Regions from separate parts of the Mus musculus genome. Here regions 2 and 3 are each linked to region 1. The links are chromatin loops, found by intact Hi-C in ENCODE. Cell type or tissue: heart. All regions are shown on one strand. Each heading gives the region's core, and the rest is flanking DNA. Links, peaks and the distances in the headings are about the cores only.

Region 1 (7,401 bases), core at 1,131-6,130:
AATAGTGCCACTACCTGGGCTGAGCATATACAAATTATCATAGAAGGGTAAAGAAAATGTAAGAAGAGAAGGTAAAGGTGGAAGAGAAGGGGGGGGAGACAAAGAAGAAGAGAAAACAATAATAGTGGTTGAGAGAAGACCCATTTCAACATTTTCTTTTACAAATGAGGCTTGGAGGCAGGAGAGCAGCTTAGTCAACATTGCCCAATGTGTCTGCCAACCTAGCTCTCATCATTGCGTCCATGGAAAAATATCAAGCCTAGGAAAACCTCTCCACAACAGGGATGTTATTATTCCTAAATTGATTTCTGGGTGCTGCTCATATCTCAGCATATGGTGTTAGATCTACAGAATCAGATCTGAAGGCTGTCAAAACCCCATCTACTTGACCCCTGAAGTCAGCTGATTTTAATATCAAGCATTAAAATCAGAGTTGGGTAAAAATGTAGGCAGATTGTGGCAAAGCTTCAATGTATTTAGGAGAAGAGGTCACATTTGAACTCATCACCTTTGGAAGCTTTCCTCTAAGGGGACACAGAAAAGTCTCAGTGGCTATGGAAATCAAAACTGTGTCCTCAAAAAGCTAGGGATGGAATAGCAAGCAGTCACTGCCTCTGTATACCAATCAGGGTTTTAAAGACACACTTGGGATTCCATGGAATAGCTGAGGTACTGGATTGGAGTGAATAGTTAAGACCAAAGCATAAGAACAATTCTCTTATTCAGATCAAACACTGTGTTGTGCATGACTTACATTTAAGTGTACATTTCAAAACCAATTACAATTTCCAAATATTCAAATATTCCATTAGTTGCACAATCAATGCACTATGTGGTTCACCAAACAATGCATTTTAGAAAAGCGGATAAAGCACAGGTCATCCTGCTGCATGTGTCAGAGTGCGTGTGCATTGTGGAGTCCTAGCCATGCTCTCATCTGCCCGAAGTCCTGACCCAACCAGAGAACAGAAAACCCAGAACCAACCCATTCCAAAAGAGGTTCCTCTGCAGAAATAGGCCAGGCCAAAAGAGAGCAACTTCTCACTGTCATGTACCTTGAGAGACATCTTAGGCCACCGTAACATCTATCAAGTGACACATCATTTACCCAGTATCTCCTGACCAATTTTTTTTAATTTCATCTAGAGAAATATTATCATCCTCACGATGTGGTACAAACGTGAACAAAAGGGGCCCCAGCTTTGCAAAGCAAACTTCAAATCTGGCATTAAAGATGAGTCCCGGTTAGCATCACCTGGGGGGCGGTTTCTTAGCTGCTATTTAACTTCTGTTATCACTTCTTTGCTTGTAAACCAAACCAGTGATCAGTTGGAAATATTCAGTTACTGCTTCCATGAGATAAGGACTTGCTTTCAGTAGTGGGAAAGCAAAGCCAAGAGCAATTCTGACACATTGCTGTCATTCAGCCAGACAAGACTAGTCAGAAATGGCCGCAAGCAAGTAAAGTATTTCTTTTGAGAGGATGATTTTAAGTTTTCCTCTTTTCCTCCTTTTTAAATTTTACAAGTTGCTTAGGAGAGAAACTACACCCACCAGTGCCCTGATCTTACATGTTCAGCCTCTGGAATTAAAAAAGAAAAACCAAAACATTTCTATTTCATAAACATCCCTGCCTGTGGAAATTTGTTATGGTTGTCCTAGAAAACAACAACAACAACAAAAGATGTCAGATGCTCACTAGAACTCTCCCCACAGGCGGTTTCTGAAATCTCTCCTTCACCTCTACCATTTAAAAAGTAAAGAGCTATCTCCACGAGCAGTGCTTGGGACACTACTCACATGTATGCAAAATGAGGGAGCCATTTGCCCAATGTATTGAACAGAAAAGGCAACTCAGACTGGATCAAAACTGAAAAGTACAAAATCCCTAAAAGAAAACCTAGGGCAAATCATTCATGCCATGGTTTTGTGTGAGACTCAAAGGCTCAGGTCAGAACAACAACAAAGAACCAAAAAGCCAGACAGCTGGACTTTATAAAAAGTTTTAGGATGCTGAACCTCGATACACACTACCAGCAGAGTAAACATGCATCACATAGATGGGAGAAATAATAGCACACCATATAAATGAGAAGTGATACCCAGAACACACAGAGAACTCCTGAATCTGAACAAATAAAAATCACTACCCAAAAAAAGGCAAGGGCAAAAGACTTGAATAGACATTTTTTCCAAAGATGCATATACATATTTATTAAGCATATAAAAAGGCACTCCATATTATTGATCAAAAGAAACTCAAGTCAAAAGTCCAATGAGTTACCACCTCATACTCATTAGGATGCCTGCAATTCAATAAAAACCCAGAAACTATCAAATATGGATGTGGATCGAGGCCCTCATCCACCAACTACCTTCCCTTTCAGGAATATAACAGTAACTACATTGCTCACCTTTCCTTTGCTGTGGCAAAATGACTGACAGAATTACCTCACATTGGAAAAATAACTGGCTCACAGTCTCAGAGCTGACAAGGCATAGTCGTCTGATCCCATTGTTTCTGGATGTGTGGTGAAGCAGAACCTTAGGATGGGGAATGTCGGACCTACCAGCAGAGATGAATGATGGCCAAGAAGCAAAGAAAGGGAGGAGCTAGAGACAAGAACCTGCTCCGCATAACTATGATTCAGCTACGTCCCCATCACCTCCCACCATCCACCAAGCCAAGAACCAACTGATCAATCCACTCATCTTCTTAGAGCCTTTCGATCCAGTTACCTTCCCAATACCCTACCTCTAACACATCCCTGCCATGAGTTCTTAACACACACACACAAACACACACACACACACACACACACACACACACACGAATCCATGCATGAGCCTCTGAGAGACAGCTCAGATTCAAAGCACGACAAGTGAAAGTCCAATCCTCACAGCATGCCTGGATTTCATGTCTGCCCACCTAGCCAGGAGAAAGGAATAAGTCTCTGCCTAGTTTCTGTACATCCATGCCCACAGACATGACACTCCCCACAGCTACACCACAGAAACAACCCATGAGAAACGGAAAGATAAGCAAAATATGATACATTCACACAATGGTCTTCTGACAACAAAGGGGAGAAGCTTGGGGAAGTAGCAGGCGAAGACTGGCAAGATTAACAGGAATTCATTGACAAAGAACAGCTACCTTAGTTTCTAGCTTCCCTTGGGGTCACATATGGCTTTTATATTCTCACAACTTACAGCCTTTATGCAAAAAGACAGCTCCTAGTCACTTTCCTTCTAGTCAAGTGCATTTGCCATGCTTAGGCCAAACAACCACATGCTGTGAGCAACACAGGTACAAGAAGCTCTTTTAATTACACAAATAGTAAGTCAGGCTAAAACAGGAGAGAAAAAATTCATGGTGAACACACAACAGGAGCTGTATTTTTAGTGAACAAATCTACATAGCCTGAAGCAGACATCAGGAAGGAAGATGGAAAAAAAAAAAAGACTGGAAAAAATCATTTTCCATATCGTTTCTGATGTTTATAGATCTAACTACGTTCCAAGCCAGAAGAAGAAAGATGTCTCTGCAGGCCATGAAGATCAGCCTTGTGGCTTCTTGACATCTACTGGCGACAGCCCAGGGTAGCAAAAGATGCACAGAAGACAAAATAAATGCCTCATGTGAAAAACAACGCTACTTCCACGGGGTGGGCGGAATAACCTATATAAAGCAAAGTTAGGGAGATAGGTTTTAGCGGGAAAGCCTGTTTTAGGGCCGGATATTGGACTTGCAAGTCAGGAATCCCGGGCAGAGGGCATGGCCAGTCCCGCCCCAGTCCGACCTCTCCGTCAACCGGAGTTGGTGAGGCCCTTTGTGCGGCACTTTGTGCGACAGTTCCGACGCACTTTACGGCGCCGCTGCCGTGTTGCGCGGCGCTAGTGGAAGTGGCGGCATCGCTGGCTCGGCCCTGTCGTTCTCCACAGCTGTACCGTGGCGGTGGGCTCGCGCTGGGATGAGCGCGCGGTGCCGAGCCGCGGAGTGGAGTCATGGTGAGTGGTCGGCGCTGACGGGCTCCGAAGGGGCGCTGGGCGGATACGGAGACTGACCTTTACTCCGGCCTCCGGTGGCTCCAGCTGACACCCCTTATCTGCTTGCAGGCAGGCACACGTTTGTGCCTCCTAGGAGGTCGGGCTGTTACCCCACTACCATCTCCGCACTCCTCCCCTCTTTACGGTGGAAATACCTTATGGGATCAGGGAGCCTTTGCAAGCACTGTTTCCAAATCCAGCAGAAATCTTATTTTCACCGGTCTTGTCTAAACTAGAAAGGGGTTCCAATGCCCAAGGGTTAAAGTTCTCTTCCATGGCTGAAAAATCACCATCTTACTGTTGTGGGTAAAGATGACTTACCCTTTTCTTCTTGGTGAAAATCCCATACTCTGACAATAAATTGTGGATAAAAATTGCAGTAGTTTAATTTTTTTTTTTTAAACAGGGTTTCACTTTGTAGTCCTGGAAGTCCCAGAACGTACAGAAATTCACCTGCCAATGTTTCCCAAGTCCGGGGACTAAATGCAAGCCGCCAATGTGCACCACGTCCAACTGCAGTAGTTTTAAAGACATATTTCTATTAGAAAAAAAAATGTTTCTTCCAGCAGACCCTGTGCTGCACTCTGTAAAGTCCCAGTTGCTTAGAGAGCTAGTCGCAAATTCGTGGGCAGCCTGGACAATTTTAGCAAGACTCCACCTCAGAATAAAAGTGTTGGAACTTTGAGAAAGGCTGGAGTTGTAGGCACCTTACCAGCATGAGACACACACTAGGTTCCATCCCTAATCCTGCCCCAAAAGGGAAAAAGAACCCACCTTTCACCAAAATGAAGGTCGTAATGAGTTTGGCTGCGGAATAGGTAGCAATTAAGAGTAGTAAAGACTTGCTCTTCTCCTCCATTACAGGCCAGCACAGTGGTAGCAGTCGGGTTGACCATTGCTGCTGCAGGATTTGCAGGTTTGTCTGTGGGTTGGGGGTGGAGCAGACTGGTTATGCATGGATTTGCTTATTCTGTTGCTTTTGGTTTTAGGCCGTTATGTTTTACAAGCCATGAAGCATGTGGAGCCTCAAGTAAAACAAGTTTTTCAGAGCCTACCAAAATCTGTAAGTGAACCTTCTTGCTAACTAACTTGCCTGTATTTGAAGCCTGGAGCTTGCCTGTAAGGTGAATTCCACAGGTCCATGGAGCTCAGTGTGGAGTTGTAAACCTTGCAATGGGCCACACTGGGAGTTGGTTTTCACATGTGACAACTGAGGGTGGGTGGCCTTTGCAGATTTAGAACGATAGCAGGTAGTTAGCAATTAATTTTACTACATATACTGTTGACCCAGGTTTATCTGTCCAGCTGCCTTCCCTCGTGTTTTGTCACATAGGATAGCTTTGCAGCGATGTTAGATAACGGCTCTGAACTGGGTGTAAAGCACAAAGCTGCTGCTAGTCAGGACTTTGAGAGGCCATGTCATGGAGCTTGGGCAGGAGCATAGGGCCTTGTTGTACATGATCTCTACTAAGGTTAAGATTCTGATGGCATAAATGTCCCTACCATAAAGTCTTATTTTAGTTGTTGCCTTGAATCTTTTCGAGATCTCCAGGTCGTCTTTTGAGACCTTTTGAAACTCCTGTTTTACGGGGATCAAGTTTCTGTCTGGAATATGGATGAGAGTGGCTGCCATTCACTCATCTCCCCTCCCCCCCTCCCATCTTATGTTCTCAAGACACTGTTCCAGTTTAGTTGCAAGAAATGGGTGTTTAACACATCTTAAAATAGTTGGCTACCCCTGGTCAAGCTAAAGTGCCTTGGGAAGTACACTTGTACTTCCCTGAAATGTACCACTTCTTTTACAGATTTAACCAACTTCCATTTACTTCATTAATCTTTTCTTCCAATTCAATTTCTTTCAGGCATTCGGTGGTGGGTACTACAGAGGTGGATTTGAACCCAAAATGACAAAACGGGAAGCAGCATTAATATTAGGTGTAAGGTAAGATGTCTACTCAGTTCTGAGATGTAGGGTAAGGTAATTCCTAGTAGTAATTGAGAATGAAGTAGTTGCTGGGGATAGAACTCACACGTGTAACACTGGGACAGTGCTCACTGCTGCCTGGAGTAATCTAAAGTCTACTCTGGAATGCAAACTAAGCGTTGAATGAGGGTTATGATGTTAACTACATCTAAAGCACTTTTGGTTCTTACGAAGCACATTTTACTGTCTCACACACAGCTTCTCAGTTGTGTTGCTTTACTGTTCTCAATGTTTAACTTCACTTCTGTAATAGTTCATGGTGTTTTGTTTTCTTAAAGCAAACTAAAGCAACAAGTATGTTTTCCTTTTCAAATTAGCCCTACTGCCAATAAAGGGAAGATCAGGGATGCTCATCGCCGGATTATGCTATTAAATCACCCAGACAAGGGTAAGCAACTTTTATTACTATACTGGACTGTTAATGGAATAGCTAATTCTTGGTGTTATGAATGTCTGTGTGTGAGCAGTTTCCCAGTTGTGGATCACATTGTAGTGTCTTAAGTGAAATTCAGTACATATGGTGACGTTCTCTGCAGTGACACCATGTCTCACCAAAATAAAGATATAATGAACAACAATGTAAGAACTACTGTGATTTGGCAGGAGCGGTAAACATTACTACTACTTTTAGGTTCTGTGTCTATGATAGAATGTCTTCCAATAACGGGTTACAGTTCTGCTAGATATTTTGGTTGGTTTGTTTTTAGGCCATCCAAGGTTGGCCTAAACCTTATGACCACCCTCCCTCATTCCCAAAAGCAGAGCTTAAGAAGCACACCCCAACTCGGCTATGTTTTGAGTTTTACTTTTTAGGTTTGCATTATTTTTGTTTAGACTCATAAATAACCAAGTTTAAATTTTAATTAAGAAAAACTTAAGGGGCCTCTTAATGTGTGGACACTTGTGACAGAATACTTATTTGGAAACCTATGAGCTGTATTTGCTTTTATTCAAATACAGACTTCAAAGTAGCTTTAACTGGTAAGAACAGATTCTTTAAGCAGACCACAAAAATCTGTTGTCATGCACATGAAATTTAAATAGAACTGTTTAGTATGTGACTTCACAATGTAAAGAATTTAGCTTGCAGACCTCGAAGTATTCTGTTCTGGATGGTAGTAGAGTCCACATATACACATTCTACCAGAATCCTCTTGATGACCCCTCTTTGATAGGGTTAGGACCACACTGCTCCATCACTTTAGTAGACAGCAAATCTAGATGACATTACAAAGAGTCAGCTAATATTGAGAGGAAAACTGAAGCATTATAGAATGGTACACAGATAAGTCTTTCAACATTAGCTTAGAAGCCTATGGGAAGAACAGTGGATTATATCCACATATGCAGTAATGAGTAAGCATAGA
Region 2 (7,401 bases), core at 1,241-6,240, 130 kb after region 1:
TCCAGAGATGCCCAAAGGTCATGGTTCAGAACTCAGCGTCCTTCCAAGCGCATATGCATACTAACTTTGCTACAGATGATTTTGTATTGGATAAAAGCTGACTTGAGGGACTGCCTTTGCTTATAAAAGAAGAATTTAACTATAAAAAAAAATTCCCTGCAATTAAAGACTTGGCTAGAGTTAGAGTTATGTGACTTCCCATAATGACTGAGAGACAGGTGTCTCAGGAAGTGGAAGCTACAAGAGACTGACAGAGCTTGACAGGCGAAATGCCACTGACCAGGATCTCGTGGCCAGCATAGTCGAAGTGGTTTCTTGATTGGAGAGGGTATAAAGAGATGGACAGAAAGGAATGTCAGAGACTAAAATAACTGACATCATTATTCATTGTTGTGAGTGCATATAGTGTGTGTGTGTGCGCACGTGCATGCATGTAACATGGCACATATGTGGAGATAGCATGGCAATACTATGGAGTTGATACAATTCACTCATATTTACATGGACTTGAACTCGGCTCACTAGGCTTACAGGCCTTTACCCACTGAGCCGTCTCCAACCAAAAGTGGCATTTTGACCATGCAAGGGAGAATGAATGACCTTGTTTCTGGGTTCTTGGGCAAGTGTTTATACAACCATCAGAAGTACCGAGTGTCATTGTTACCAGTTCTGTGGAGCTTCACACACACTGCATGGCAGCAATCCAATGTCTGGCCAAGCCGCAAGCAGTTTCACCAAGGCTTTGAAGCAGCAGTGTGACCCTCCCTTTCTATGGCAGATTTCCAATGAAATAGATCAGTAGTCAGACCCACTTTGAGAAGAAACTGACCTCCTGTGTTGGATGCTTCCTACGACTGAATGATAGGAAAGCCTTTGGTTTACCAAGTGATTTCACCTGGTCTCACCATGTAGCCCAGGCTGCCCTCAGTCTCACCACACTCCTGCCTCTGTCTCCCACAGGCTGATATTACAGACGTGTTCCACCATACCCAATTTGGTTATTCTAGTTTTTCCTCTTTAAAAATACAAAACAAAACAAAACAAAACACTTACCTGCCACTGAAGGCATTGCAGATGTGGCTGCTGTGTCACATGTGCATCAGAAGGTGGCAGAGGGGAGAGACGCTATGAGTATGCTCAGTGTTCTTTCCTACGAACATCTGAATGATTAGCAGCCTAACTTACCTCCCTGAAAAAAAAGCAAGCCCGAGATAACCAACAGTCTGGTGCCATGGAGTCTGGACATCATGCAGGCCTGGAGGTGGGGAGGTGGCAGACCACACCAGAGATGACGCCTGCCTGGTGCCATAATGCATGGGCGAGGCATAGCACTCCTGAGATGAGTCTAGCACTCAGATACTCTGAGTACCATTAAGCAAGTAAGTGGTGGAGAAATGGAAGAGAGAGAGAGAAACAGAAGGATGTGGGCACAGAAGAGAGGCAGAACTAGAGACTCGAGGGTAGTGAGGAACAGCCTGATGTGAGTAGCCAGTGATGCCATCTGGAACCATGGTGGGGTCCTGGCTTGTGCTGCCACTAGGGGCTACATCTGGGTCCATGGCCCTGCAGCAGAAGGGGGTCTGTTACTACCAAAGACCAGGCAGACACCTAATTCCTAGTTTGGGCTTCGGTCTGGGGAAATGTTGATGCATGAGGGCTGTGTGGAACTGGCCTCATCACTTGCCTGGGCATTGTGGAAGAGCTGGCCCTAGGGACACAGAACAGGAGAGCGGAACCCACCCTCAGCCAGCTGCAGTACTTGGAAGAACCAGCCCCGCACGTTTCAGGAGTTGCAGGTTGAGCCAGCTCTGACAACACCAACATGGGAAAGTTGGCCCTGCCACTTGACTCTGGTGCAGTTTGCTTTGGCATGGACAAGAGAGATCTGGTCCTGGGGTCATGAGAGTAGGAGAGTGGACTCTTACCCTCACCTGTTGTAGCACTCAGGAGATCTGGCCCTATACCTCTACTGAACAACGCAGTAGAGCTAGCCTTAGCTGTGGGCATTGCAGATAAGCCAGCCCTGAGGGCATGAGCACGGGAGAGCTAGCCCTGCCTCTTAATGTCATTAATTGAGGTTACATGCCTATATGGATATGGATATACATATGGATCCTACACACATAAGCACAGCCTGCTCAGTATAATGTTACTTGTATGCACGTTTTCAGGGCTGACTGATTCGGATAATCACTTCACGTGATTTTCCTCGGGGAAGACTATTTCTACAGCTTGGCATTCCTCAGTTGCCTGTAGTTCTTTGTGTAGTGTTGAGGCCTCACGGTCTTTTCCTAGCAGTTTAGACATTCTTAAAAATGAAAAGATTCAGAAGTAGGAAGTCAGCCCAGTCTGTCAGCGGCTGGACGTGTCGGCATGAGGATCTGAGTTAACCTCCAGGAGCCGCTTTAGACAGACAAAGATGGGTGTGGTGCTGTGTGCTTGATAACTCTCTGCCTCTAGCCAGTCCTTGGTCTGGTGTCACAGGCTGATCTTGAACGCACAACATAGTTGAGGATGACCGTGTACTTCTCATCTTCCTGCCTTTACCTCCTGAGTGCTGGAGTTAAAGGCATATGCCAGCCCACTCTGTTGATGTGGTGCCGGGGACAGAACCCAGGTCTTTGTGCTTGCGATGCAGGTGCTCCATCAGCTAAGCTTCCAACCCTTTTTGCCTTGATGTCACACTGTCACAGAGAGGTTAGGTTCCCAGCCATCCACTGGAGGGTACCCAGTGCCTCTCAGAGAACATGACAAATGCGGACCTATGACTGGATCCACTCTGCCTGCTACTGCAAGGCAGTCTCCACTACGCACCACCTCCAGTTAGCTCATCGTTAACGCCACAGAACGGAGATCGTGTTTGTACGTAACCCTTCCACCTTCCTGATTTTTCCCCTCTCAGAAGCTACGATTGGAGCAAAGAAAAGACAGAATATTAAAATTCCAGTTTTGCATTGCTGAACTACTTTCCCAAAGACTCTGACTGGTTAATTCTCACTGAGTGCTTGTCTAGCACCCACCGAGTCTTAGAATCCATCTCCAGCACCATGTAAACACACACACACACGCACACACACACACACACACACACACACGTGCGCATATATATGCATGCTTTTTATTCCAGCACTAAAATCATTCCATTGGATCCAAATGGCACCTTTGAGAGACTTGGAGGCAGACAGAATGGCACATCCTAAATTTGTCTATGAATACAGAGGTGTAACTTTTTGAGGTATCAAACCCTTAGAGATCCTTGGTACCACAGCCTGGATGCGTGCAAAAATAAAAATATAACCTCTGGGTAAGCTACAGTCTCTGGAAGTTCTTTTTTGAAGCCACCAAGAGCTTTCAGCCTTCTTGTGGTGTGATGGGTTCTGCCCTCTGTACTGCAGGTTCATTTCCTGTTTACTCATGCAATTACTTGGTCTTTCATAGGAGGGGTTTCCGTTAACTTTCAAACTACATTTCACATTCAGTGTTGATGTCTCAGCTTCCAGATGTAAATCTGTGAGACACTACAAAGCATATCTCAGAGGTATTCTTGGTATAAGAGAAAATCCATACTGATGTCGATTATTGGTGGCCTGAGGAGCTGAACAATCTTTAGGATGTTTGTGTACTGATTTTTCACTCTTGAAACACCACAGAAGTACCTCGGTGTCTATAGAAAACAACTTAAAGACCTTGTTTCAAATAACGCCCTAAGATTATTTTTGTGTAGAAGACGCGGACTGTTTCTATGGAAACAGGTTTTCTCTATTTCGTTCCGCTGCTGCCATCTAGAGGACAGGAGAAGTACAGCAAGTCCTAATGCGTCATTTTCCCCTGACCCAACCCCGCACCGTTGCCTGCTGCCCTTGAGTTAGTACCGCCCTGCTTATCTCCTGCCCTTTCTCAGTTTACATCACAGGGTTCTTGCCCAGAGAATAGATTGATCCTGTCCAGCTGAGCACAGGCGGATGCAGAGTGAGCCTGGTGCCTCTCAGTCCTCTCACACCTGTGGCTCCTCTCTCATCACGGATGTGAAGTAGGAAAGAGGTAGTTGATGAACTTGCTGTGGGATTCTTGGTGCCCGGCAGAATTCCTATGGAGGTTGCCAGGCACTGGAACCTTTTAGAAGGATTAGAATGTCCCCTTAAAGAATTCCCTTGCAGGGCTGGATTGGCTACCTTGCGAGCACAAAGTGATCTTGGTACCTCCCCCAGTCTCTCGACCACGCTGTGTTGCGCTTCCTGTTCAGTGAGCTGAGCCACCAGGGGTTCTCACCTGAAGCTGGGCAGGTGGCCCGACAGCTTCTTGAAGTTTTTCTGTGTCCTAATCTGTGAGCCAAAAGAAACTGCATAAAGTGTACCGTTTCAGAAATTGTTTTAAACTAACAGGAAGTGAACCTGCAGGCTTCCATCTCATCTGTTTTTAGGAAGAGACTTCTAGATTGAATACATAAAAGCCAAGTGGCAATAAAATTATGCATATCTCAGTTGCTCCATCAGTAATGGCACCAAGGCGCCTCAAAGTCGATACACAAGACGCTCCTCCCCAGGGATACCCACTGCCCCCTGGAACTTGCTATAATAGAGCATCCGTACCATTTTGCAGAAATTATTTAATTTTCTGCCTTCCACACAAAGCTATTGGCCTTCATCTGCTGATGATTGTTGTAGCCCTTACACCGAATAGACATCCCATGAGCGTTGTTAATGAATACATGAAGAGTATAGTTTAAAACCTTTAAGTTAGTTTCACCAGTTCTCAGAGTAGTTTAGTGTGGAACATTCCCATAATAGCGTAATTGCAGGTCAGTAGGCAGCCACTTCTGACAGGTGTGAGGTTACAAGGCTGGAGCCTCTGATCTGTCATTAGCTTCTTTACACCATCCCTGTCATTAGAAGGTGTGTTTGGACAAATTGTAACAAGTTTCTTAAGTGCAGACCAGCCGCAGTGCTGAAGCAGTAACACCTCTCTCCCCAGCATGGGGTAGTTAAACGGAGGGCTAGTTGGAGAAAAGCCACGCCCACTGTGAGCCTAGCAAAACAGTCACAACAATGAGCGAAGTTCGGACCACCAAATCAGGTGTGGAAGCCAGCCACAGCCCTAGGACGTGGGCTTCTCTCAGATAACCAAAGCCAAACAGTAAAGTCTAGGCAAACAGGGTCAAATTAACAACAATACAAACCACAGGGGAATTCCAATCGCAGCTGAGTGCAGAACAAGTGGGTCTACAAGTTGACTTTGATTCCCCAGTCCGGACCCCCTCTCTCCACCCACCCCACCCCTCCCCCTCCAACCCTCCATCCCCCACCCCCACCTCAAAACAAAAGGCACCCTGGGTCCTTCGTACTGGCAGATTACAGTGTCAGAGGCTGTGTTAGTGAATGGTCTGTGGATCAAAGGGACAGAATGGAGATACAGTTCAAGTAGCCAGAATTTTTTATATACCCCCTCCAACGCCCACAAGAAGACGGGTGGACCTTAGACTCACTATGCTGCTCAGGTTGGCTCAGAACTCGTGATTCTTTTGTGCTGGATGTGTGTACTCCCACACCAGGACAGAATTTAGTACTCGTAAAAAGTCCCACAGTGGTGGCAGGGCACAAAAGTGATGTAATTGGGCTACAATGTGACGTTAGAAAAATGTGCAATTGTTATAAATTCAATTATAGCTTAGACTTTAAGCAGACTTCTCTGGGGAACTACTAGCAATTTCAGTGGATGACGTCATAGCCCTTCCTTCCTTCCTTCCCTCCCTTCTCTTTTTCTTTATTCCAGTATGCTATGAGAGTGATGCAGGCTGTCACCCTCTACAAGACTGGCTGTTGGGACTGTCACTACCCTTAACACACGTGTGGCTCAGCTGTGGCCCTAGCATCTTCCTCCTGACTGCCTTCTTCACCACTTGTGGTTTTTAAAACAAACAAACAAATAAACAGGGTTCAGGGTCAGGTCCTCATGCATGCAAGGTGGGCACTTTACTGACTGAGCCTCTATCTATCTAACAATACCAACATTATCACTATTTTACATTTGTCCATTTATTTATTGTGTGTTTGACATGAATACTTGTATGGAGGTCAGAGAACTTGTGAGAGTCGATCACCTGCCCCTGCAGACCCACCTCCCTGGCCTCATCATCGCTATTTTCAAATGGTGAACAGTTACAAATACGGAATAAACATCTGCTGCCTGTTCGCACCTGTTTGCCTTGTTTTCTAGTCTCTGTTTGAAATGTGCATCATCATCTGTTATATTGTGTGGAAACAATCACGGAGTTTCCCTGCTCCCCAGAAGGCTGCCTGCTGGAGAGGAAGCTGCAGGGCTCTGAGCACACAGCTCTCTCACTGCACCTGATGCCCCTCTTAGGTAATCCCATCCGGGCTTTGAATCCTACCCATCCTCTAGCATAGGATGCTCGGATCCTGTACTTAGAGCCTCACTGTGCCCCATGTTCATGCAGTTATCTCATTTCTTCTTAAATGGCTAGCCATGGACTGCATCCCCTGTTACTCCCCCCATCTACCTGGCTTTACCCTGACCATAAATGGTCCCATCTTTTGACTGATTGTCTTTCAAATGTGGGTAGTTGGTTATTCTTTTTCTTCATCTTCAAAATTTCTTTCTAATCTGAAGCCTAGTGAGGCGACTCCCTGGGTGAAGAAGGTACTTGCTGGGGATGCCTGGAACCCCCTCCCCCCAAAAGGTCCAGATGCAAAAGCGTGCATGACCAAGCCAGCTCAGTCAGTCAACAGGTTCTCCCTCCAGCGCAGAAGTGAGGATTAAAAAGAAAAAAGTCAATTAGACAACATTGTAACATGACCCCAGCCAGTTCTGAGGCAGGTTTATTTTTTCCTAATCTGCTTTTATACCATTTTAATTACATGCAAGTACTAAGATCAGTTCTAGGTTGAGGAACAAGCAAGACAATAAACACAAATAGTCAAGGAACAAGCAAGGCAATAAACAAAGTCCCATGATCACTCCCGTGATCATGGTTTCTAAGGGCTTATCAGGATGACCAAGATATCTAAGCCTACTTCCCTGTCCTAGCCCAAAGTCATATTCTTGCCTGAAGCTACTTCTTTGTTCTAGCCTAAAATTAGATTCCTGCCTGAACTTACTTCCCTGTTCTAGCCTAAAATTAGATTCTTGCTTAACCTTACTTCCTTGTCATAGCTCAATGTCAGATTCCTGCTTGAAGCCCATTTCCTTGTCCTGGCCCAATGTCAGATTCCTACCAAGTGGCCCCCAAACGCTCTCCACACATTTGAATCCAAACATTCGAAGCCAGCAGGTCAGCTGGCTTGAAGTATGCACACTAACAGAAGCAAGAGAGACCCAGACTAAAAACAAGAGAGAAGGAGAAAACTCACTTCTGAAAGTTTTAGTCTAACCTCTACACGCGCA
Region 3 (7,401 bases), core at 1,241-6,240, 280 kb after region 1:
AGACACTAATTCTTTCTGGAAAACAATTCTGAACAAAATTTGTCTACTAAGATTCTAATGTAAGACCTTTATGAATGTCATTCACTTGTAAACACATTCTAGTCTTACTGATGCTGAGAGAATTCGTGTCTAAGTTACATACTAGATAACTGCCATTGTTAAACAGAACAATCTCCATACCATTTTAAAGCCCAAGATGCTGACTGCTTCTTTCTTAATGCTGAAGCAAAATCATCTTCAGAGAAATTTTTGCTATAAAGAAAATGAGAGTCAAAAATGTAAATACTTTAGAAGTACACTTCATTCTGTCTCTGGTAGATACAACAGTGAAATGGTGAATTTCAAGCAGGAAATTCGTATTACATCTATACAGCCAAGTCCTTTTAAATTGTCAAATGTGAATATTACTGTTAAATGTTAGTCTTAAGCATATATATGAACTTTTCTGTTTCCTCCTCTACTTGGGTCAAATGGCATATTCCTAGCATTGCTTAGCATCCAGACCAGGAGGAGATAGGCTCACTTCACTCAACCTTCAGTATATTCCTATTGCTACGGTCAACGTGTTCTTCAGCTATGTAGCCTCTGAGCTAATCCACACCCCTCACCACCTTTATCAGCTAAGAGAATGCAGATCTACTTTTACCTTTGTAGGCCTCTCATTAAAGACGGTGGATGAGATTCATCTATTCCTAGTTTCTCTAGAAGGAATTCAACTACTCCTGGATTAACAAATCCCAGAGAACTCTGCATGATATTTTCATAGGACTCCAAAGAATTACTATTTAGTTCAACACTCCTCCTTTGTAAAATAAAAAAAAAAAGGAAAAAAAAAAGAAAAAGAAAAAAATCAGAAACACAAACAGTAAGGAGCACACCCGACTTTACTAGAAATGTGACTCTAGGAGGGTTAAACACTAATGCCACTTTTGTACACAAAAGACAGGCACTATTATGCTATAACTGTCTACCAAGCTTAAAGTAATTTACAGGCTATAAAATGCAATTCCAGTTGTAATTTGTTAGAAATAGATAAAAGATAAATACCTGTAGTACAAAGGAAGCTCTTCAGAAGTGATCACACCTAGTTTAATGCCAGCCATGTGTGGAGGAAGAGATGAGCTATACAGAGATACTGCAAGCTTTTCATGGTATCTGTCAATATCCTTGATTCCAGCTTTGAAGAAGAAAAAAGGAACAAACAATAAAAAAGTGAAAACAAAAATAAACTTTTCAAACCCTACCTCTATTAAACTACATTTTCAACATTAATTTGAAAATTTTAATTAGTATGTTGAAGTTGATCACCTCGAATTATGTCACCAGTTTGATAATATGATAAAGGATCTCCATGGTTACTGTGAGAAGGCACATCTCTTAAGGGACAAAGAGCCTGCAAGGAGAAGTATTTGAAAACACCACACATTTGACTCTGGCAAGAACAGTATCTCGTATCTTAGTTATTCATTATGAATGGTAATACTGCACATTAACAATGATAAGTCTAAGTCTAACACTATTTCCTTTTTAAGAATCCATAATTATACATATTTACAGGGTACAATTATATAGTGTTTACAGGGTAGCAAATCAATACACATATACCATTATCCTATTGGTATAATTAGTAATAGACAGATACCATTTCTTTGGGTTTAGTCTTCAGATTCTTTTCTGGTCATAGACTAGCCACCCTCCTGTGCTCCAGAACACCTCATCCTAATCCAGCTGCAGTTACCTACTTTCCTTCAGTCCTCTCCCCCTTTTCTGACTCTGGCCACTCTAGTCTACTGTCTTTTTCAGTATTCACAATGTGAACATGTGATATCTGTCTTTCTGTGTTTGCCTTATTTCATCAGAGACAGGGTCTTTCAGGCCATCCAGCATACTTTCATTCTTTTTGATGGCTTTAAACAACTGTTAACAGACATGTCAGTGACTTAAATTTAAGAATTTTTTTTTGTTACATTTTGTGTCCAACCACAATAAAACTTGTTTTTTAGCTTTAAGAACCAAGATACAGTGGTGGCACACTCCTTTAATCCCAGCACTCGGGAGGCAGAGGCAGGCGGATTTCTGAGTTCCAGGACAGCCAGGGCTACACAGAGAAACCCTGTCTCAAAAAACCAAAACCAAACAAACAAACAAAACCCCAAAAAACCAAAACCAAACCAACAACAACAACAACAAAAAAAACCCAAAAACCAAGACACAAAAGCTATTAGCATTTTAAATGAGGTGTGCACCCTCCTGTTGTATATGTCTTCTCTTCACATGGTGAGACAGAGAGCCGACATGAACAGTGTTGGGGTGAAGCACTCCAAACGGAGGCAAGCACGTTATTACAGCGAGAGAGAGAGAGAGAATGTTATATGTTTAATATGATAGGAAGGACTTGCTAGATTACTTACATACGAACATCTAATGTGCAATTATTAAGCATATGTTTAACCACAAGATATCTGTTCAGAATACCAATGAACATCATCACAACCACTAATCTCTATGATGTCAAAAAGGAGACTGACCTGCAAACAGAGTTCTCCAAACCTTGAAACACCCACAATGGAGGAAACGTAACACTCTAGTACTTGTTTTTTTTTGATAGGGATTCACTATAGAGATCAGGCTGGCCTTGAACCCACCTCTGTTCAGCCCACCTCTGCCTCCTGAGAACTAGGGTTAAAGGCATGTACTGTCAATGTCCAGCTCTCTAAGGCTTTTGGTAAGAACAACTACTGTTTTTTTTTTTTTTTTTCAGCTTATCTTTAACCCTCCCCCCCCAATATCCTACCAGGTAAATGTAAACAGACTTGGATAAGCACATAATTTTTGCATGGGATGAGTGTAGAGTGACTTACTGTGATTTCTAAGTGCGAAATATCTCTCACGATGCCACTTCCTAAACAGATCAACACCATGAAAAAACCAAACTCCCGAATAGAGCTAATTCTTCCAATCACTATATCACCACGTTCAATATCTCGGAAGAAGAGCTCTCTCCGGTCCATGCTTGGCATCTCCATGAACTGCTCTAAGGGTGGCATGACCGCATAAAGATCTGGAATAAAATAAAACCAAATCACCACGATCATTCTGACTTCCTTCTCCTTTGATAAAATGCTTTAAACTAACCAGTAAATCTTGAAAAGCTTCTCAGACTAAACTTACTGTCATTGTCGTCATGCACTTCAGAGGGTGGAGATGCGTCTGATTTCCAAGACAGTGCAAAAAGCAGATCCGCTTTTTTAGAGATGAATTTTTGTATTTCAATGTTGTCAACTCTCTTCTCTTTCCTTAAAAGAAAGGTGACTATATACATGTACATATATATATATATATATATATATATATATATATATATTTTTTTTTTTTTTTTTCACTGATCCACGCTCTCATACATCCAAACTCGTGTACGGCAGTTTTCATCACCCAACCCTGCTTAGTGTCTCCAGGGGAAGTTTTATTTATTTTAGCTTTTCAGTATGCATTTATTTAGTGCTGTGATGTGGCGTCCATGTGCCACCGTGTGCAACTGGGGGATCATAGGACAAGGCTGGGATTGGTTCTCGCCTACCCTTGCGAAGCCTGGGAATCGGTCAGGTCAGGCCGCTCGATGGAAAGTGACTTTACCCACTGAGTTCCGGAAGAAGTTTTAAGCCCGTTCTCTCTGGAAACGGGAGCAGGGAAGCTTTGGCGGCGGCTCGGAAGGCGCATCCCGGCCATTCAGCCCGGAGCCAGTGCCTGGTCACACACCCCGGGGCTCGGTCCCTCCTGTCCGCCCCGCGCCCCGGCCCGGGTCACGGCCCCGATACCTGCCGGCTCCCGGAGGAGGCGCCGCGCCGCGGGCTGGCTCGGCCGCCGTGCCCAGCAGGCTCCGGAAGTGCGGGTTGTCCTGCTGTTCACTCCGCAGCAGCGACAGCAGGGCCGGGCCGTGGCAGCCCAGCGACTGCCGCAGCAAGTCGCGGTCCATGGCGAGCCCGCCAGGCTCCGGCGTCCGAGCCCGCGCTCCCGCAAGCCGAGGGAAGCTGCCCGGACGCGCTAACCTCCCGGAAGCGCTCGCGGCGGCGAGCTGCCTCAGTCTCGCGAGACCTGGCGGGACTACGGGAACCCGCAGGAAGCGCGAAGCGGGTCTGGCGCCGAGGGCGGAGTAAGGCTGGAGGTGTGACGTGTGGGGACGCCTGAGCTTAGCACGTACGTCGGGCTGTGTGGTTCCTAGGTCGCCAAGGCCAGAGCTCCGGTCTCTTTTTCACCGGGTGCTGCCGAGTTCAGCGGTGCAAGGGTGGCTGGGCGGCCGCGGAGGAAGTTTCCTCAGTCCTGTCTGCCCGGGGCGGCGCCCGCGTCCCCTCAGGATTGCCTCAAGGTGGCGGTCGCAGGAAAGCTGCCTGCTAGACCGACGTGGGGCAGACAGACAAGGACCTACAGTTGACTTGGCGGCGGCTGGAGGCGTGTCCACCTTGTTTCTCGCTGCCTTTTAGAGGGATGTGGCTGTCACCAGCCCGGAGAGCTTTAAAGCGCAGCGCGCATGCTCTGTTCTGGCGTGGCTTTGTAGGAGTTTTAGGATAAGCTGCCTACTACTAGGGTGATATCTGTGGGCTGCCTGGTACACACTGGTACCGAGTGCTTTAGGTGGCTTACTTAAAACTGGCCAGCGTTTGCTGGCTACACTTCAGTGCTAGCTCTACACCGAGTGTAACCCATAACCCCACACAACTTTGTTCTACACCTGGGCACCACACCCATACCATCAGGGCTTTTGTTTGTTTGTTTGTTTTTTGTTTGTTTTTTTGTTTGTTTTGTTTGTTTGTTTGTTTTCCAGTTACAGGGGTTTCGAATTCATTTTCTTTCGTGACAAATACGTGATTTTTGAAAGGGACAGGACACTGGATAGTTGACCAGACCAGAGGGGGTACAATGGAAAGTGAGGGAGTTGGTTAGTGCTTGGGTTTTCAGCATGCTAGCCAAGGATTCTCTCTACCACTGAGCTACAACCCCACCTACATTTTTTTTAACTTAAAAACTCTCCAAGAAACTTTAAAGAAATATGAATAGTTTAATGAACTGTTGGGAGGGGGTGGTACAGGGTACGAAAATGGTGAAGGAAATGAAGAAAGCAGAATATTCCAAACAGATTTTCACTGCTTGGTTTCTAACCCTACTTTTACTGTGATTTCAAATTTCATCTTAAAAGTAAACACATAAGCCGGGCGTGGTGGTGCACGCCTTTAATCCCAGCACTTGGGAGGCAGAGGCAGGTGGATTTCTGAGTTCCAGGCCAGCCTGGTCTACAGAGTGAGTTCCAGGATAGCCAGGGCTACACGGAGAAACCCTGTCTCGAAAAACCAACCAACCAACCAAACAAACAAACAAAAACCAAAAAACAAACAAAAAATAGTAAACACATATGTATATCCTGTAACAAACACTAGACTCTAAAGATGAAAATACGCCCTGGCTCGGAGTGACTCTGTTTGTTTGTGGAAGACAGATAAGAATAAAGGCATAAAGCTATAACACTGAAGGTTAATGTGGCTACCTAAGGTGTGGCCTCAGATCTTTTTTTTTTCTAAATTAGGTATTTTCCTCATTTACATTTCCAATGCTATCCCAAAAGTCCCTCATACCCTCCCCCCCCACTCCCCTCCCCCCCACTCCCCCTTTTTGGCTCTGGCGTTCCCTTGTACTGGGGCATATAAAGTTTGCAAGTCCAATGGGCCTCTCTTTCCAGTGATGGCCAACTAGGCCATCTTTTGATACATATGCAGCTAGAGTCAAGAGCTCCGGGGTACTGGTTAGTTCATATTGTTGTTCCACCTATAGGGTTGCAGATCCCTTTAGCTCCTTGGCTACTTTCTCTAGCTCCTCCATTGGGGGCCCTGTGATCCATCCAATAGCTGACTGAGATCATCCCTTCTGTGTTTGCTAGGCCCCAGCATAGTCTCACAAGAGACAGCTATATCAGGGTCCTTTTAGCAAAATCTTGCTAGTGTATGCAATGGTGTCAGCATTTGGAGGCTGATTATGGGATGGATCCCCGAATAGGGCAGTCTCTAGATGGTCCATCCTTTCTTCTCAGCTCCAAACTTTGTCTCTGTAACTCCTTCCATGGGTGTTTTGTTCCCAATTTTAAGAAGGGGCAAAGTATCCACACTTTGGTCTTCGTTCTTCTTGAGTTTCATGTGTTTAGCAAATTGTATCTTATATCTTGGGTATTCTAAGTTTCTGGGCTAATATCCACTTATCTTTGAGTACATATCATGTGAGTTCTTTTGTGATTGGGTTACCTCACTCAGGATGATGCCCTCGAGGTCCAACCATTTGCCTAGGAATTTCATAAATTCATTCTTTTTAATAGCCGAGTAGTACTCCATTATAACAAAAAACCTAGGATAGCAAAAACTCTTCTCAAGGATAAAAGAACCTCTGGTGGAATCACCATGCCTGACCTAAAGCTTTACTACAGAGCAATTGTGATAAAAACTGCATGGTACTGGTATAGTGACAGAAAAGTAGACCAATGGAATAGAATTGAAGACCCAGAAATGAACCCACACACCTATGGTCACTTGATCTTCCACAAGGGAGCTAAAACCATCCAATGGAAAAAAGACAGCATTTTCAACAAATGGTGCTGGCACAACTGGTGGTTATCATGTAGAAGAATGCGAATTGATCCATTCCTATCTCCTTGTATTAAGGTCAAATCTAAGTGGATCAAGGAGCTCCACATAAAACCAGAGACACTGAAACTTATAGAGGAGAAAGTGGGGAAAAGCCTCGAAGATATTGGCACAGAGGAAAAATTCCTGAATAGAACAGCAATGGCTTGTGCTTTAAGATCGAGAATTGACAAATGGGACCTCATGAAACTGCAAAGCTTCTGTAAGGCAAAAGACACCGTCAATAAGACAAAAAGGACACCAATAGATTGGGAAAGGATCTTTACCTATCCTAAATCAGATAGAGGACTAATATCCAATATATATAAAGAACTCAAGAAGGTGGACTCCAGAAAATCAAATAACCCCAATTAAAAAATGGGGCTCAGAGCTAAACAAAGAATTCTCATCTGAGGAATACTGAATGTCTGAGAAGCACCTGAAAAAATGTTCAGCATCCTTAATCATCAGGGAAATGCAAATCAAAACAACCCTGAGATTCCACCTCACACCAGTCAGAATGACTAAGATCAAAAATTCAGGTGACAGCAGATGCTGGCGAGGATGTGGAGAAAGAGGAACAGTCCTCCATTGTTGGTGGGAGTGCAAGCTTGTACAACCACTCTGGAAATCAGTCTGGCGGTTCCTTAGAAAATTGGACATGGTACTACCTGAGGCTCCCGCAATACCTCTCCTGGGCATATATCCAGAAGACGTTCCAACTAGTAAGAAAGAAACATGC

What was found. Hi-C counts contacts between places; a loop is a spot of excess contacts. Peaks named below come from ENCODE experiments on the same cell type or tissue, not always from the same donor. Only the 100,000 strongest peaks of a DNase experiment are listed, where the experiment ranks them.
Region 2: it touches region 1 in a loop (2.4-fold over the local background); 12 of 42 quality-filtered maps call a loop at or near these places.
Region 3: it touches region 1 in a loop (3.0-fold over the local background); 8 of 42 quality-filtered maps call a loop at or near these places.

Annotation. Positions count from the first base shown.
Region 1 is chr3:34,077,796-34,085,196 of GRCm38, reverse strand. It overlaps Dnajc19 (DnaJ heat shock protein family (Hsp40) member C19), which reads left to right and starts at 3,843. Exons shown (of 6, transcript NM_026332.4): 1 at 3,843-4,011; 2 at 4,915-4,966; 3 at 5,040-5,113; 4 at 5,913-5,992; 5 at 6,352-6,422. The coding sequence starts at 4,009. In heart, for the core only: no CTCF peak of the experiment used is centred there; a DNase peak (open chromatin) is centred at 3,856; H3K4me3 peaks cover 2,246 bases; H3K27ac peaks cover 1,481 bases.
Region 2 is chr3:33,952,852-33,960,252 of GRCm38, reverse strand. It overlaps Gm23175 (a small nucleolar RNA gene), which reads left to right and starts at 1,053; the gene lies at 1,053-1,184. In heart, for the core only: no CTCF peak of the experiment used is centred there; a DNase peak (open chromatin) is centred at 3,822; H3K4me3 peaks cover 934 bases.
Region 3 is chr3:33,796,851-33,804,251 of GRCm38, reverse strand. Ttc14 (tetratricopeptide repeat domain 14) reads right to left here and starts at 4,069. Exons shown (of 12, transcript NM_027619.4): 1 at 3,816-4,069; 2 at 3,172-3,296; 3 at 2,862-3,061; 4 at 1,309-1,393; 5 at 1,048-1,177; 6 at 647-802; 7 at 181-252. The coding sequence starts at 3,973. In heart, for the core only: a CTCF peak has its summit at 4,337 (motif pointing right); DNase peaks (open chromatin) are centred at 4,131 and 4,431; H3K4me3 peaks cover 2,388 bases; H3K27ac peaks cover 1,643 bases.